Regions from separate parts of the Homo sapiens genome. Here region 1 is linked to region 2. Evidence: read pairs that join two places in POLR2A ChIA-PET (ENCODE). Cell type or tissue: PC-9. All regions are shown on one strand. Each heading gives the region's core, and the rest is flanking DNA. Links, peaks and the distances in the headings are about the cores only.

Region 1 (4,403 bases), core at 252-4,251, 150 kb before region 2:
AAGTAGAGATGGGGTTTCACCATGTTGGCCAGGCTGGTCTCGAACTCCTGACCTCAAGTGATCTGCCCACCTCAGCCTCCCAAAGTGCTGGGATTACAGGCTTGAGCCACTGTGCCCGGCCTCCACATATATTTTTACTACTATCAGTAGCAACACATCTTAACAGATTCTACTTCAGATTATGCTGAATTAGTGTTTTCTCAAATTTTTTGAAAATATTCACGTCTGCAGATGTTTCATCGACTTTTCATGAAAGCTAATTTTTCAGTCACTTCAAACTCAGCATTGGCTCTTTGAATAACTGATCAGTGTCAGTAACATCTGTTGGTTCATCAGAGCCAAGTAAAACCACTATCTTCTTTAACTGACTACCGATGTTACACCCAATGTCCTCAATTCACTTTTTTGTTTTTATTTTAGAGATGGGGTCTTGCTATGCTCCCCAGGCTGAACTCAAACTCCTGGGATCAAACGGATCCTCCCATCTCAGCCTCCCAAGAAGCTAAGACTACAAGTGCACACCACCATGCCTGGCTAATGTCCTCAATTCTGGTTTGTTTTTGTTTTTGTTTTTTTGGGGGGTTTTTTTGGTAGAGATAGGGTCTTGCCATTTGTCCAGGCTGAATTTAAACTCCAGGGCTCAAGTGGATTCTCCCACCTTCACCTCTCAAAGTGCTGAGATTACAGGCATGAGCCACCACACCTGGCCTAAAATCCTCAATACTCTTTTTATTTTTATTTTTGAAAAGATAGGGTCTCACTATGTTGCGCAGGCTGGTCTTGAACGCCTGGGCTCATGTGATCCTCTTGCTTCAGACTCCCAAAATGCTGGGGTTACAGGTGTGAGCCACTGCAACGAGCCTAATGTCCTCAATTCTTAAAGCAACTATGGTCACCAAATGGCTAATGATATTTTTAAAAATGTAATTTTTTTCTGAAAATATTCTTTAGCTGCTACAATGAAAATTTACTAACTTACCATTAGTAAATAGCTCTCCTTGCTTTGCTAACAAATGGGTCATTCAAAATCTTATATTAAGTCCAGCCTCCTTTTCAGTGTGAGAGTGAGTGAGAGAAAAAGTGAGTGCATGAAAAATTCTGCTGTTGTAACATATTACATTTCAAATTTTTGAATTTTTATGAGAATTATGTTCCTATGAATTTGGAACACTGTAAGTGCTTAGCCTGGTAATGGCAATATATATTCTATTTCTTTAGAAGGGCATAATAAACCTAATGCTTTACCATCTAATTGGATAAAATAATCCCCAGTCCACTGTGCTTTAAAACCATGAGATTTTCTCCTTTTCTTGTTTTGACATATAGGTATGCCCTAGTAATAAAAAAAAAATACAGTGTTATAGCACAGCAATACATATGGCACTTGAAACACTGTTGAATTATAACTGCATTACTGAGATGTGTAGTATGCCAAGCAGCAGTGTGAAGCAATGAAAATGCCAACTCCAATCTGTGTTGCAACGACTCAATTCTGCCATAGTGGTGGGAAGGCAGCCATAGACAATACATAAAGGAATATGCATCAGTGTCTTCTAATAAACTTTAATTATGAACACTAAAATTTAAATTTCATATAACATTCATGTGTCATAAAATATGCTTTCTTCTCCCAAACATTAAAACATATAAAAACCTTTCTTAACTTCTAGGCCATAAAGAACAAGAGGTGGGACAAATTTAGCCCACAGCTCATAGTTTGCCAACCCCTACTTTAAATAACTCACTTATTCACTTGGGCTCAGTTCGCCCTATGGTAACATATGAATAAATTAATGAGTATTATACCTATCTACTACAGAGAGCTACAATACAGCTCACCAAAGATAATGTGAACAGGTTCTGAAACTGGAAAACAAATATTTAGTGTTAAATTTGTTCTTAAATTGTTTTTTAAAAACCAAGTCTGTTTCACACTCAATATACTATGCTAGGCAATGTGGAGAAAATTATGAAGCATAAAACACAGTCCATATCTTCCATTTTCTATGAGCTTACAATATAAGTGAGAAAACGAAACATAACCTAAAGTGATACTGAATAGTAAATACCAGATGTTGTAAATCCAACTCCATAAATACAACACTCAAATTTACCTAGTGAGATACACAAAGTTATGCACTTCAGAAACTTACTATGCACACACAAAATACAAACACTTCACCCACAAACTCGTTTAATAAAATGTGTATTTCTGCAAAAAAACTTTCCTGGAGCTTGTTCTGTAACAACCAGTACCAACAGTCTATTGCCTTTTAGTGGCTACATAGTTTTCCATTGGGTAGCTACAACCTAGTCTCTAGAATAAACATTTAGGTTATGTCTAGTTTTTTGGCTTTTATAGGTAATATGGAAATAAACATCTTTATACACATAGTTCGTGAATTAAAGAATACTTAAGGGCCGGGCGCGATGACTCACGCCTGTAATCCCAGCACTTTGGGAGGCCGAGAGGGGCGGTTAATGAGGTCAGGAGATCAAGACCATCCTGGCTAACACGGAGAAACCCCGTCTCTACTAAAAATACAAAAAAAAATTAGCCCAGCGTGGTGACGGGAGCCTCTAGTCCCAGCTACTCCGGAGGCTGAGGCAGGCGAATGGTGTGAACCTGGGAGGCGGGGCTTGCAGTGAGCCAAGATGGCGCCACTGCACTCCAGCCTGGGTGACAGAGCAAGACTCCATCTCAAAAAAAAAGAAAAAAAAAAAAAAGAATACTTAAAATTTTGATAAATAATGTAAACTTCTCCTTCAAAGAGGTTGTAGCAATTTATATCCTTATGATAGCTTATGAAAGCGCCTATTCTCTATAACTTTGCCCATACTACTTATTACTGATTTTTAAAATACTTGCCAATTTAATAATAGAAGGTTTATTTTGAATTCCTCATGAGACGATGAACATCCTTTCATATGTTTTACTGCCATTAATATTAACTTTTCTACACATCAACTCTTCACAAACATTGCTCATTTTTAATACATAATTATTTCCTTCTTATTGACTTTTAGAAACTCACTACATATTAAAGAAGTAGGCCTTGGACTTTGATGTAATTGGTATTAAATAATTTTTTTACAAGTTTGTAATTTGTCTTCTGACTTTATGCAAACTTCTTGCCATGCATAAAAAAAATTTTTTATATGGTCCTGTATCCATCTCAAGAATCTTTTTTTAAAAACAACTGTAGGGTTAGGGTAAGGAAAAAAACTGCAAATGAAACCCAAAGAAAGTAAAAAAAAAAAAAAAAGGAGCTAAATACGTGGAAATAGAAAACATACATCATGATCTACAGAGAACCAACAAAGCCAAAGTTAGTTCTTTGAAACGCTAATAAAATTGATGAACTCTTACAAAGAAGGCACAAATAATCATTAGCAGAAATGATAGGTCATATGCATATTTAAAAATCACAGAAAGATACTGTAGGGAAAAGGTTATGCTAACGCATTTTAACACTTAAGACAAAATGTACAAATACTTAGAAAAAGAAATTTTACCAAAGTTGATTTAAGAAGTGAAAAAAAATCTAAAAAGCCCTTTAAGTATTTTTTTTTTAATGGAACATTCCTACAAAGAAAACTCCAGGCTTCAAGGGTATCACCAGTGAATTCCACCAAACATTTAAGAAATAAAACCAATAGAAGTAAAACCAATCATAGACAATATCTTCTGAAAACTAAAAAAAGGGAGGAACACCAAAAAGAGGGTCCATATTAAAATGAAGAACATCGGTTCATCAAAGACACCATTTAAAGAATGAAAGAACAAGTCCAAAAAGACATATGCCAACCAAAAAGTGTCATAGCCCTGAGTACAGAGATTTTTCATTTAAAAAAATTTTTTTTTTTTTTGAGACAGAGTCTTGCTCTTGTCGCCCAGTCTGGAGTGCAATAAAGTGATCTTGGCTCACTGCCACCTCCGCCTCTCAGGTTCAAGTGATTCTCCCACCTCAGCCTCCCAAGCAGCTGGGATTACAAGCACGTGCCACCATGCCCGGCTAATTTTTGTATTTTTAGTAGAAACGGGGTTTCACCATGTTGGCCAGGCTGGTCTCGAACTCCTGACCTCAGGTGATCTGCCCGCTTTGGCCTCCCAAAGTGCTGGGATTACGGGTGTGAGCCACCACATCCAGCCAAATTCATTAAAAATTCTTAAACAGGCCGGACGTGGTGGCTTGCAGATGAATACCAGAACTTTGGGAGGCTGAGGCACGCAGATCACCTGAGTTCAGGAGTTCGAGACCAGCATGGCCAACAGGGTGAAACCCCAGCTCTATCAAAAAATACAAAAATCAGCCAGGCATGATGGCATACGCCTGTAGTCCTAGCTGCTGAGGAGGCTGAGGTGGGAGAATCACTTGAACCCAGGAGGCGGAGGCTGCAGT
Region 2 (4,403 bases), core at 333-4,332:
ATACAAAAAATTAGCTGGGCATGGTGGCGCATGCCTGTAATCCTAGCTACTCGGGAGGCTGAGGCAGGAGAATCGCTTGAACCCAGCAGGCGGAGGTTGTGGTAAGAGGAAATCGTGCCATTGCACTCCAGCCTGGGCAATAGAGCAAGACTCCGTCTCAAAAAAAAAAAAAAATCATAAGCTAAAGCAGCACATTCATGCACTGTTCAATATATTAACTACTAACCATATATGGTTATTTAAATTTAAATTAATTAAAATTAAAACTTCAGGCTAGGCTTGGTGGCTCACACCTGTAATCCCAGAACTTTGGGAGATCAAGGTGGGAAGATCACTTGAGCCCAGGAGTCCAGGATCAGCCTGGGCAATATAGGCAGACTTTGTCTCTACAAAACAAAAATTTGAAACTCAGCTGTGTGTGGTGATGCACGCCTGTAAGCCCAGCTACTCAGGAGACTGAAGTGGGAGGATCGCTTGGGCTCTGGAGGTGGGCGTTGGAGTGAGCCAAGATGACGCAGCTGCACTCCAGCCTGGGCAACAGAGCGAGACCCTATCTCAAAAAAAAAATAAAAATAAAAAAGCCGGGCATGGTGGCTCACGCCTGTAATCCCAGCACTTTGGGAGGCCGAGGCGGGTGGATCATGAGGTCCGGAGATCGAGACCATCCTGGCTAACATGGTGAAACCCCATCTCTACTAAAAATACAAAAAATTAGCCAGGCGTGGTGGCGGGCTCCTGTAGTCCCAGCTACTCGGGAGGCTGAGGCAGGAGAATGGTGTGAACCTGGGAGGCGGAGCTTGCAGTGAGCAGAGATCACGCCATTGCGCTCCTGTCTGGGAGACAGAGCAAGACTCCGTCTCAAAAAAAAATTAATTAAAATTTCAAAAAAATTAAAACTTCAGTATTGGGTACATTAGCCACATTTCAAGTGCTCAATAGCCATGGGTGTAGTGGCTACCATATTAGCACAGATAAAGGACATTTCCATCATTGCAGAAAGCCCTGTTGGACAGTGCTGTATTAGAACGTGTTCCTAATAATTAGTCTCTACAAGGCAGATAAGAGCAGGAGCTCAGAATTCAGCTGGATTTAGGTTTGAATCCTAGCTTACTGCGTGATCTTAGGTAATTGACCTAACTTTTCTGAGATGACATTGTCTTATCTGTAAAATGGGGATAATAGTAGTATTTATGGTGTAGCATTGTGAAAATAAGATGAGATAAAGTGTCTAGCATAGTGTCTGGCCCATAATAAGTACTCAATACATTTTAGATAGTATTAATTCATTTATTATTCATTATCTTTAATGAATAAAACACTTTGAATGGGGACTGAGTACAGTAGCTTCACTTTGGGAGGCGAAGGCAGGCGGATCACTTGAGGCCAACATGGTGAAACCCCATTTCTACTAAAAACAGAAAAACTAGCTGGGCATGGTGGTGCACACCTGTAATCCCAGCTACTGAGGAGGCTGAGGCACGAGAATTGCTTGCCCATGGGAGACGGAGGTTGCAGTCAGCAGAGATCACACCACTGCACTCCAGCCTGGGTGACAGTGGGAGACTCTGCTCAAACAAACAAACAAGCTTTGTTCCCAAGTAGCTGGGATTACAGGCGCACGCCACCATGCCCGGCTAATTTTTGTATTTTTAGTAGAGACAGGGTTTTGCCATGCTGGCCAGGATGGCCTTGAACTCCTGACCTCAGGTAATCCACCAGTCTTGGCCTCCCAAAGTGCTGGGATTACAGGCGTGAGCCACTGTGCCTGGCCAAAAATAACCACATTGAATGGGGCCAAAAGATTAATTTTTGCAAAGAATGCTGTGTTCCATATGTGACTCACCTGAAGTGCCCAAATCTGAGTCTGCTTGTGGATTACAGTGCTCCACTTGAAGTCATACATTATATATTTCAGATGCTGATTTTCTTCCAAGAAAAAGGTGTAATAATAAAAATTTAGTTGCAGATCTTATGGTTGGATATTCCTGTTTCATTTAAAAAATGAAAATGAAAAGTTTATCAGCTAAAGATTATAGTTAAAATCAGCAGGTTCTATATAGCAAGTCTAAGTATTCTAATGGCACTTATATTAATACCCAGACAGAAATATAAGACACAAAGCAAGCCTACTAAGCAAAGCATCTGACTAGATAAAGTAGAAAAATTTGGCAGGTTCCAACCCTGAGGTGTCAGAGTTTATTGCTAATAACTCAAGTTGATTTCTTGGCTAAACAGAGGGCTTTAAACAAAGAAATTTTTTGGTTCTAATTAAACAGGAACCCTAAACTGTTAACAGTATTCATACTTTATTAATACAATAATTACTAAAACATATCTTAGTAACTAGTATTATTGATAACTACTGAACATGTGTCGAATGGGAAGAGGAGATCATCACCACATATTCTTTAAATGTCAGCCGCTTTCATAAAAGAAAGGGTTGATGTTGTTTTCTGTCAACAGAATCAAATGAATCAATTCTGGAAAGTCTTCCTTTCCTCTTTGGAATTTATCTTCATTCATAGAAACTGTATTCATAGGTCTTAAATTCTTTCTTCTTAGACTATAGTACTATTACTTGGAATGATTGAGCCACTAGACTAAACACCTGATACTGGTGCTTATACACGTAAAAGATAGGAACAAGGTAAGATAATTAGACATTTTTCCATTGTCCCCCATATTGCAGGGACAATAAACTTCTTATAGGAAGCATAACTAACACTCAGAAAGTATGCAAATCACAATGTAAAGCCTAATGAGTTATCATAGAAGGAACACAGCTTGTAAACATCATGCAGGTCAAGAAATAAAACATTGGCCAGGTGCGGTGTCTCACTCCTGTAATCCTAGCACTTTGGGAGGCTGAGGCAGGCGGATCACGAGGTCAGGAGTTCAAGACCAGCCTGGCCAACATAGTGAAACCTCGTCTCTATTAAAAATACAAAAAAAAAAAAAAACTAGCCAGGTGTGGCGGTGTGTGCCTGTAATCCCAGCTACTAGGGAGGCTGAGGCAGGAGAATCTCGTGAACTTGGGAGGCAGAGGTTTCAGTGAGCCGAGATAACACCATTGCACTCCAGCCTGGGCGACAGTGTAAGACTCCATCTCAAAAAAAAAAAAAAAAGGAAAATAAAAAAGAAATAAAACATTACCAGCACTCTAGGAGATCATCCCCATGGCCCTCCACTCTCCATAAAGGAAACCATTTGATTTAACGTAGATTAGTTTTGCCTGTTCTACAACTTCATATAAATGGAATCATACTGTGTATATTCTTTTGCATCTGGCTTCATTTATTCAACATCGTATTTGTAAGATTCGTTTGTATGTATATATTCTTTGAGTAAATGTCTTTTCAAATCCTTTGCCCATTTTTTAATTGGCTTGTTTATTTATTTATTTTTTATGTTTTAGAGGCAAGGTCTCCCTCTGTCACCCAGGCTAGGGTGCAGTGGTGGGATCATAGTTGACTGCAGCCTCAAACTCCTGGACTCAGGCAATCCTCCCACCTCAGCCTCCCAAGTAGCAGGGACTACAGGTATGAGCCACTATGCCTGGCTAGTTTTTAAATTTTTTTATAGAGACGGGGTCTCAAACTCCTGGGCTCAAGCAATCCTCCCTCCTCAGCCTCCCAGAGTGCTAGGATTACAGTTGTGAGTCACCACACCTGGCCCTTCTTATTATTGAGTAAAAGTTCTTTATATTTTCCGGATAGGGGTCCCTTTAAGATATATGGTTTCAAATATTTACTATCATTTTGTGAATTTTTGCTTTCTTGATAATGTCCTTTGAAGCACTAAGTTTTAAATTTGATGGACTCTGGGTTATCTATTTTTTATTTTTCTTGTCTGTACTTTTGGTATCGTATCTTAAAAAACATTGTCTAATCCAGAGTCAAAATCTATGCATATTTTTTCTAAGAGTTTTATCATTTTGGCTTTTCCAATTAGGTCTTTGATACATTTTGTGTTGCTTTTTGTATCCAATTTCATTCTTTTGTATGTGGAAATCCAGTTGTTCCAGTACCATTTGTTGAAAAGGTTGTTCTCTCTCCAACTGGTCACCCAGGTCTTGGCACCCTTGTTGAAAATCAGTTGACCATAAATGTAAGGGTTAATGTTCTATTGATCTGTAGGTCTGTCCTTGTGCCAATACCACATAGTAGTTTTGTAGTAAGTTTTGAAATCAGGAAGCACGAGTTATCCATCTTCGTTGTTCCTTTTTTTTTTTAATTCAAATATATATATTTTTTCAATCTTTTTAATTCTACATATTTTTGTAAGCATCCCCCCAATTCTTGTTTCATAGTAAATCAGACTGTAGATGAAGCATTTCAGACCTTTTGTCAATCATGTCAAGTGTGAGGGGAAGTCTTTTGTAAGTCAGCCAAGTATTTCAAAAT

The links. Peaks named below come from ENCODE experiments on the same cell type or tissue, not always from the same donor. Only the 100,000 strongest peaks of a DNase experiment are listed, where the experiment ranks them.
Region 1: POLR2A ChIA-PET joins it to region 2 with 5 read pairs; 4 of 35 experiments call an interaction of 5 or more read pairs at or near these places.

Annotation. Positions count from the first base shown.
Region 1 is chr10:74,294,930-74,299,332 of GRCh38, reverse strand. All of the region lies in intron 3 of ADK (adenosine kinase), which reads right to left. Among named protein-coding and RNA genes, the nearest start is that of ADK, 150 kb to the right of the region's middle. In PC-9, for the core only: no CTCF peak of the experiment used is centred there; no DNase peak of the experiment used is centred there.
Region 2 is chr10:74,140,437-74,144,839 of GRCh38, reverse strand. The region is part of intron 1 of AP3M1 (adaptor related protein complex 3 subunit mu 1); the gene reads left to right. Among named protein-coding and RNA genes, the nearest start is that of AP3M1, 8.2 kb to the left of the region's middle. In PC-9, for the core only: no CTCF peak of the experiment used is centred there; no DNase peak of the experiment used is centred there; H3K27ac peaks cover 442 bases.